Linked DNA regions of Homo sapiens: regions 2 and 3 are each linked to region 1. A link is an interaction called in ENCODE POLR2A ChIA-PET data of the cell type or tissue named here. Cell type or tissue: GM12878. All regions are shown on one strand.

Region 1 (2,500 bases):
GTTTCGGTCCCTCGTCGGTTACCTGAAAACCAGTCTTACTGAGCTCCAACCCCAAATTAATTTGGTGAGAACTCGAACTCGGCTATTAACCTTAATTCTGAGAGAAGAATGACACCCCCCTCCCACTGCGAGGGTCCACTGAGGGTGAGTGCCCGGGCTCCTTCATTCTCCAGGCTCCTCTCAGAACACAGCAAGGGTGGCTGACTCCTTCGAACGTCCATTAAGCACAATGCAACGGGGCGAGGCAGTAGGGGGTTTGCTGAGCCCGGTTCCGCGGCGGTGGGAAGTTATTCACCGGCGTCTCCGAGGACGGCCCAGGCCTGGAGAATGGCTGGGGCCGCGGGCTGGGGTAGGGGTTACCGTGAGAGTCAAGGGCAAGGTGGCCCAGCCCGGGCTGGGAGGCGCGGGCTGGGCGCAGCCGAGCATTTCCTCCGGGAGGCCCAGACAGCGGGCGGGTGGGGCGCGGTGGGCGGGGTCCTCGCAGCTGGTGGCGTTTGAAGCCCCCCCGACCGCGGTGGGAGAGGGGCAGCCTAGAAGAGTTGGCAGCGGGCCTGCGGCGGGATGGGGAGGAAGGGGCCCCGCGTTCCCTCAGCAGCGGCGCCGGCCGCCCTGGCACGTAGTTCGCTTCTGGAGGCACAGGCCGCGGTGGGCGCGCCACCCGGGCTGCCAGGCTCACCGCCAGCCGAGGCCAGTCCTGCTCGGGCTGACCCGAGCTGAAGGGCAGCGCGGCCGCACCCCGGACCCCAGGAACGAGCCCGAGTCTGTCCCTCCCGCGGGAGCTGCCCCGCCCGGACTCCCGGAGCTCTGCAAGGCAGGGGCGTGGGGAGGGCGAGCGGCCTGAGGCTCTAGGCGCGGCCACCCGGCAAGCCGGCGGCGGAGGGCGCGGCGCGAGTGCGTTCCGCCCCTAGGCAGCCCCGCGCCCGGCCGGGCAGACACGCCTCCCCGCCGGCGCCCATCGCGGGAGGAACAAATGGCGCCCTCCAGAAACCGCTCCCCTCCATGCCGGGGGCCAAGGCTGTCACCACATAAAAGCTCCGGCAGAGAAGTGCTCGCTGTGTCCCCGCCGCGGGGGGTACAAGCAGCCGCTCCGCGCCGCGACTACCCGGCCCGCCGCCCCCGGACGTCATGCGTCAGCGCGCCCCGCTCCAGTTTCCGCCCCTCCTCCCACCGGCCCAGGGGACACGCCCACTGGCGCGCGCAGGGCCCGGGACCGGGCACGCCCCTCTAACGGCTCGGATTGGCCTGGCCGTGCACTCACGGACCAATGGCGTCTGTCCCGGCCCTCGGTCACGCCCCCTTGCCCAGGCGCGGGCACGCGACCGCTCCGTTCCGCCGGTGCGCGCTCTGGGGTCCCCGCCCCCTCCGCGCGCGCAGCTCCCCGCAGCCGCCGCCGCCTGTAACCTGCGCCGCCAGGATGTGGCTGGGGGCTGACGTCGGGTCCAGATGTGGCCCCGGCCCCGCCCACCCCCGGGGCCGGGCCGCCCACACGGAGCCGCGGCGCGCACGGCAGCTGTCCCGCCTGCCACAATGCGCGGCGAAGCTGCGGCCGCGACTTGGCGAGGTGGTCCCTAACGTTGCCGCTCGGCATCCTTAGAACCGGCCGCCCCTGACGCCGCGCGGGGACCCCAGTCGCCCGCGCGCCCCATGCGCTCACTCTTCGGTGCCCGGCCGGGCCGGCGCCTCGCAGACGCGGAGCCGCGCGGGTGACGGCACAGGCGGCTGCGCGCCCAGCCCAGCCCAGCCCAGCCCGAGGAGAGGGCGCGCCGCGCCCCCGCCCCCCGCCCGCTCTCCCGAGGCCGTGGGTGCGGATGCGCGGCTGACGACTCGCAGCAAGAGCACCGCCGCCGGCCCCAGCCCGCAGCATGGCAGCCGCCGCCTATGTGGACCACTTCGCCGCCGAGTGCCTCGTGTCCATGTCGAGCCGCGCGGTCGTGCACGGGCCGCGGGAGGGGCCGGAGTCCCGGCCCGAGGGCGCGGCCGTGGCCGCCACCCCCACGCTGCCCCGCGTCGAGGAGCGCCGCGACGGTAAGGACAGCGCCTCGCTCTTCGTGGTGGCGCGGATCCTAGCGGACCTCAACCAGCAAGCGCCGGCGCCCGCCCCGGCGGAGCGCAGGGAGGGCGCCGCGGCCCGGAAGGCGAGGACCCCCTGCCGCCTGCCGCCGCCCGCCCCCGAGCCCACCTCCCCCGGCGCCGAAGGCGCGGCGGCCGCGCCCCCCAGCCCGGCGTGGAGCGAGCCGGAGCCCGAGGCGGGGCTGGAGCCCGAGCGGGAGCCGGGGCCCGCGGGGAGCGGCGAGCCCGGCCTCAGACAAAGGGTCCGGCGGGGCCGAAGTCGCGCCGACCTCGAGTCCCCGCAGAGGAAGCACAAGTGCCACTACGCGGGCTGCGAGAAAGTTTACGGGAAATCTTCGCACCTCAAGGCGCACCTGAGAACTCACACAGGTCAGTGGGGCGGCGCGGGCGCCCGGATCGCGCGGACGGGGTCGGCGCGAGCTGCCCGACC
Region 2 (2,500 bases), 71 kb before region 1:
CAACTCGATGCAATGCTGAGACTGAACTGCAGAGCTGAGTAACTCCCAAATTCCTGACCCTCAGAAACTTCATGAGATAATAAAAGTTTGTTATTTCAGCTGCAAGGCTTGGGAGTAACTGGTTACACGGCAGCAAATAGCTAATAAACCCATTCCATTTCCCGTTTTTATGATCTTCTGTCATCATGTGCTTGGCACCACTCCCACTCCACTCCAGAGAAAGTCCATGCCATGAAGAAGTGAGGATGTTTTTGGACGTTCTTTTGCACAATAGCATGGTACAACTGCTCGAGCCGTTTCTGGAATATTTTCCAAGAAACTCACCTTCTTCCAAAGGATGAAGAGATCCCAAGGCTCCTCCAGGCCACAGCCTAGAGCTATTCCTGATCTTTTTCATCCCAGAGAACACTCCAAGGCTCTAAAGTAACTACAGTGAGTCGTAAATGAAAGGGAGCCATGCCCAGGGTACTGGTGCCTCTGGCTTGTTGCCTGGGGCACAGGAGCCACCTGTGAGGAGCAACAGCAGCACCTCCAGGTTCTGAAAAAGTGGACAAAAAGGGATAAATGTGGGCCCAAGGCTAGACAGAGCAGAACAGTGGCGGCCACCATAGCAGGCTCATCTATGGGAGGAGCAGGGGCAGCCAGGAGCAGGGGCAGCCAGGAGCAGGGGCAGCCAGAAGCATCCACAGCCCTCCTGGAAGCCTCCATCTTGGGTGACAAGCTGTGCCTCATTTCTGAGAAGAAACGCATGCTGCTACTGACAGCGGTTGCCTCTGGGGCGGGGGACTGGGTGGCTGGCCGGGAAGGAAGACACATTTTTTATTCTGTGTACCTGACTTTGTCTATTGAGTGTTGTTCTATGGGCATGTGTTACCTCTTTAAAGATAGATCAATTACATATATTTAAAGTTATAACTAATCAATTACTACACTCTGCTTAGGTGTTCCTAAAAAGAAGGAGTTTGTGGTTCCATAAGTTTGGGGAACTGAGCTAATGAGCCCCCTTTATGGAGTGACACCTTAATGTCTTCAGGAGCTGAGAAATTCTGTAGTAGAGGATCATGTTTAATCTGCTTAAACCTGAATTTTCCAAGTTTGTTCTACCACATAACTATTTTTTCATAAACTCTGTATAAATAGCCCTGACTATAAATAGCTAGTTGTGTGTTTTATGCCACAAAGCTCGGGTCTGGGCCATTGACAACATAGTTCCAGTTACACACCCTTGGACACCAGGTGCAGGGCCAGAAGGAAGGACCTGAGGGAGGGCGGTGTGGTGTGGCCAGATGTCAGGACGGGAACTTGAAGCAATAGAGAAATTGAGAGTGTGGAAAGGGGATCTCCAGAGAGAAAATCCCCCAACCTACTCTATAATTTTCCCAACGGCAGGCCTGTGAGTTTTCACGCTGCCACCCAGGCTGGAGTGCAGTGGCGCAATCTATGCTCTCTGCAACCTCCACCTCCTGGGTTCAAGTGATTCTCCCCACTCAGCCTCCTGAGTAACTGGGATTACAGGCACCTGCCACCAAGCCCAGCTAATTTTTTGTGTTGTAAATACAGACAGGGTTTCACCATGTTGACCAAGCTGGTCTTGAACTCCTGACCTCAAGTGATCTGCCCGCCTCAGCCTCCCAAAGTGCTGGAATTACAGGCGTGAGCCACATTCCTTCATTCTTAATTCACAAATTCACTAAACATACACCGTGTTTATGGCCTGGGCCTAAGTGAGGTTTGTTGTCTGCCCTCAGGAAACTCACCTCTAGTGAGGAAGATGTGCAGAAAACAGCAGCAGGAGACAGTGCAGCCCCTGTGGGCTTAGGAAAGCCTCTTCCAGAAATGGCCTATGTGCCACACCCAGAGTGTGAGCTGCACTCAGCCCAGGGGAGAAGTGTGGAGGGCGTGCCAGCTGCCCTGGGGAGCCCGGGGCTTCAAGGAGCCAAGAGCAGGCAAGTGGGGCTGGAGCCTGGTTGGGGCTGTGCTGGTGGCTGCCAGGGTCGCTGCCCACACCCGCCGTCTGTGCTCTGCTCTGGGGCTCCGGGGTTTCTGCATGTGCCAGGCACCTCACCCACTGGCTTCTGGTTAGGCCCTGTGGTAGCACCTAACATAGGAGGTGTGGCAGGAGCTCCAAAGGCAGGAGGAAGAGAGGAATGTCCGTATCACAGCATGGCAGTTGTAGCAGCAGGAGCTGGATGATTAGGGACCCCAGAAGCCTGAGCACAGGCGGCACCTTTATCAGCAGTCACAGCTCTGGCAAAGAAGATGCATCCTCCTCGATACAGAACAGCAGTGCCAGCTCCTCCCACAGCCCCTGCTTCTCTACCAGGGCAGCAGCAGGTGCTGACTCTGGGCTCTAGCCCAGTGGTGCAATGGGTTGAGTGTTTGTGTCCCTCCCAGTTTCATATATTGAAATCCTAACTCCTGTGGTGATGGTGTTGGGAGGTGAAGCCTTTGCTGGGGGTGATTAGGCCCTGAGAGTGAAGCCCTCATGAAGGGGATGAGT
Region 3 (2,500 bases), 63 kb before region 1:
ACCCTCAGGGTACAGCCTGGTGTGGCAGGCAAGCCCTTGATGACTGTTTACTGTCCAAGCTGAACACCTGAAGGGGTCACACTACAGGCCAGGCTTGTAGACATCCGACAAAAATCAAGAAGCCTATCTGGCCCTAAATCTGTTGCTGTTCATCCATGTCACACATATCACATGCAAACAAGGCTGCATTGAGATTCTGGAAGGCAAACACACGGCCATATGCCATCTTCTCTGGGCATAGTAAATCAGGTTCTGGGGTGCATGTATATGAGCCCCACACCTTCAGCGCCTCTCAGCACTTTCCTGGGGTCTGATCTTTCTGATCCGGATGAGGTGACTTTGCCCCAGCTACGCTGGATTAGCGCAGGGATGTGCACTTGACCAACCAAAGCCCCCTCCTCAGGAGTGCAGAACTGGCCCCAGGAGATCCTAGCTCACTTTACCGAGACATAAACTTGGGGGGATTTGGGACAGTCATTTCCCATGGCAGGGTCTGGGAGCACAGGGCATCTGTCTGCAGAGGAAGGAGCTCCAAGCCAACGCAGAGAGAGTTTGAGGTGATTCTGCTGCACCCTCCCCAGGGCTCTCTGGAGCTCCAGCGTGGCTTCCTTGTCTCAAGTTCCTCTTTCAGTGTAAAGTCAGCTAGAATTGGTGACTTGCAAAAGACCTGAATCATGCACTGACCTTTTGGCAGGCCCTCTCTTGCTCTAGAGAATCTGGCCTAAGCATGCAGACTCTGGAAATTTATCCCACAGCACGTGCATAGTTTTCGATGCGTCATTTACCCAATGAGGCTGAACCTGGAATTGGACTTCTACCTGCCCGTCCTTTCCAGGTTTTAACTATGTCCTAGCTCTCTTGACTTGAGCTGGGAAATTCCCTATGCCACTTAGACTCTGCAGCTCAGCTCAAAGGCCCTGATGTGATGCCCCCCTGAAAGCCAGGGCAATCCCACCTCTGCAATGCTGCCGCCGCCACCCTGCCATCTTCCCGAACCTCTGCTCTCAGCTTGTCTCTCCCCAGCCTGGGTCCTGAAAAGGTTCCACTGAGCACAGTGCCTGCTCCCAGCCATCTGTCTTGCCCTCAGCTGTGTGCCAGCCACATGCTAGCCAGGCCCGGCCTGTCCTGCTCTCGCCCTGTTCCCTCCCTGGCTGATTCGAACCCCACACTCCCCTCCCCACCCAGCCAACATCTGGGGACTGCTTCTTCGGGGACCAGCCCCACTGTGTCTTGTCTGATCTCCACGTGTTTCTGCAGTGGCCCTTTCCTGGGTGACCCGTCTGCTCAGAGCAGAAACTGAGATGGGCAGGCCTGCGCCACCTTCCCCTTGGCGCCTTTCCAGTGCTGAGTGTTCTGCCTGGCACAAAGCCAGGGTTCCGCAAACGCTGGTTGAACCGAAACCCACTGTGGTTGCCGGTTCCTGAGCTGGTCTTTCTTCTCGTTCCCATGCCCAGCTCCCAGCCACGAACTGTGGGCTGATCCTGTGGCCGGCTCCCTGTCCTGTGGCCCAGAGAGTGTCTTCGGCTGGGGATCCTGCTGTCGGGGCCCTGCTGTGCCTGCTGCCAGGGCCTCACCAGCCTGCTCTGAGCAGCTGGGCCACACTGAGCACCTGCCCTGCCCTGCTTGGCAGTCAGGAAGGACTTCCTGTTTCTGCTTCTGAAATGGACTGCCAGCTCCAGGGGGCGGCAGGGGACCGGCCCCAACACCCCTGCCATCCGAGTGGCACCTAGGCTGCCCGGCAGCCCTCCCTCACCCCTTCTTGTGTCTCCTGCTATGGGTGGGCTTCAGGAAACGTGCACTTAGCAGGCTGAGGCCTAAACTCAGCTATGGGCTTAGGATCCAGAGGAGGAGCCCTGGAGAGCAGCACGCAGAACCTTTTGGCTTTGAGAAGGAGGGGGATGAGGGGCAGGGGGCAGGGGCGACTGTGAGGTCCTGGGCTTGGGGACCCTAGGGAAGGAGTGGAGCAGCTTTAGGGACCCCATACAAAGGTCCCCAGGCCTCACATGAACCGTACCTCCCCAGCACCTCCCATGATCCCCATCTCCCCACCCTGGACTAAGCACTGGGAGGGGGCTGCCGGGAGGAAAGGCCCCACTGTGGGAGATAGGGGAGTAGGGAGTATCAAAGGGGCACAGAGAGAAGGCATTTCAGGAAGCACCTTCACCAGGACTGGCCACAAATAATCCCCAGGCAGAGTCCATTCCAGTGGTTCTCACCTGCAGACCTGTCCCTGCCTCCTGCCTTTCCCTGTGCATGCTCTGAGCCAGAAAGGACAACTAAGAGACGGTGACAGAGGGGCTTCAGGACGCCGCCTCTGTGGGGAGCTGGTGGGCTGTGGCATCCCTTAGGGGGTAACCCCACTGCCCAGACTGCTGGGCTCCAGGGAGTGGAGGGGGCAGAGGGCACCCGCCCCCACCTCTGCACTCGGTGGTCCTAGGGCCCCCGGTCTGCAGGGTCCATTGGGGCAGCAGCTAGAAAAATGTCTGGCTACAAGGGACAG

Evidence for each region. Peaks named below come from ENCODE experiments on the same cell type or tissue, not always from the same donor. Only the 100,000 strongest peaks of a DNase experiment are listed, where the experiment ranks them.
Region 2: POLR2A ChIA-PET joins it to region 1 with 13 read pairs; 17 of 35 experiments call an interaction of 5 or more read pairs at or near these places.
Region 3: POLR2A ChIA-PET joins it to region 1 with 112 read pairs; 16 of 35 experiments call an interaction of 5 or more read pairs at or near these places.

Annotation. Positions count from the first base shown.
Region 1 is chr15:31,325,351-31,327,850 of GRCh38, forward strand. It overlaps KLF13 (KLF transcription factor 13), which reads left to right and starts at 1,485. Exons shown (of 2, transcript NM_015995.4): 1 at 1,485-2,439. The coding sequence starts at 1,863. RefSeq lists a promoter at 610-1,666 and an enhancer at 694-1,207. In GM12878, no CTCF peak of the experiment used is centred here; a DNase peak (open chromatin) is centred at 1,241; H3K4me3 peaks cover 2,141 bases; H3K27ac peaks cover 2,219 bases.
Region 2 is chr15:31,254,597-31,257,096 of GRCh38, forward strand. No RefSeq gene overlaps it. Among named protein-coding and RNA genes, the nearest start is that of LINC03034, 25 kb to the left of the region's middle. RefSeq lists an enhancer at 1,325-1,897. In GM12878, no CTCF peak of the experiment used is centred here; a DNase peak (open chromatin) is centred at 1,278; H3K27ac peaks cover 2,328 bases.
Region 3 is chr15:31,262,790-31,265,289 of GRCh38, forward strand. No RefSeq gene overlaps it. Among named protein-coding and RNA genes, the nearest start is that of LINC03034, 33 kb to the left of the region's middle. In GM12878, a CTCF peak has its summit at 1,669 (motif pointing right); DNase peaks (open chromatin) are centred at 662 and 1,382; H3K4me3 peaks cover 198 bases; H3K27ac peaks cover 2,500 bases.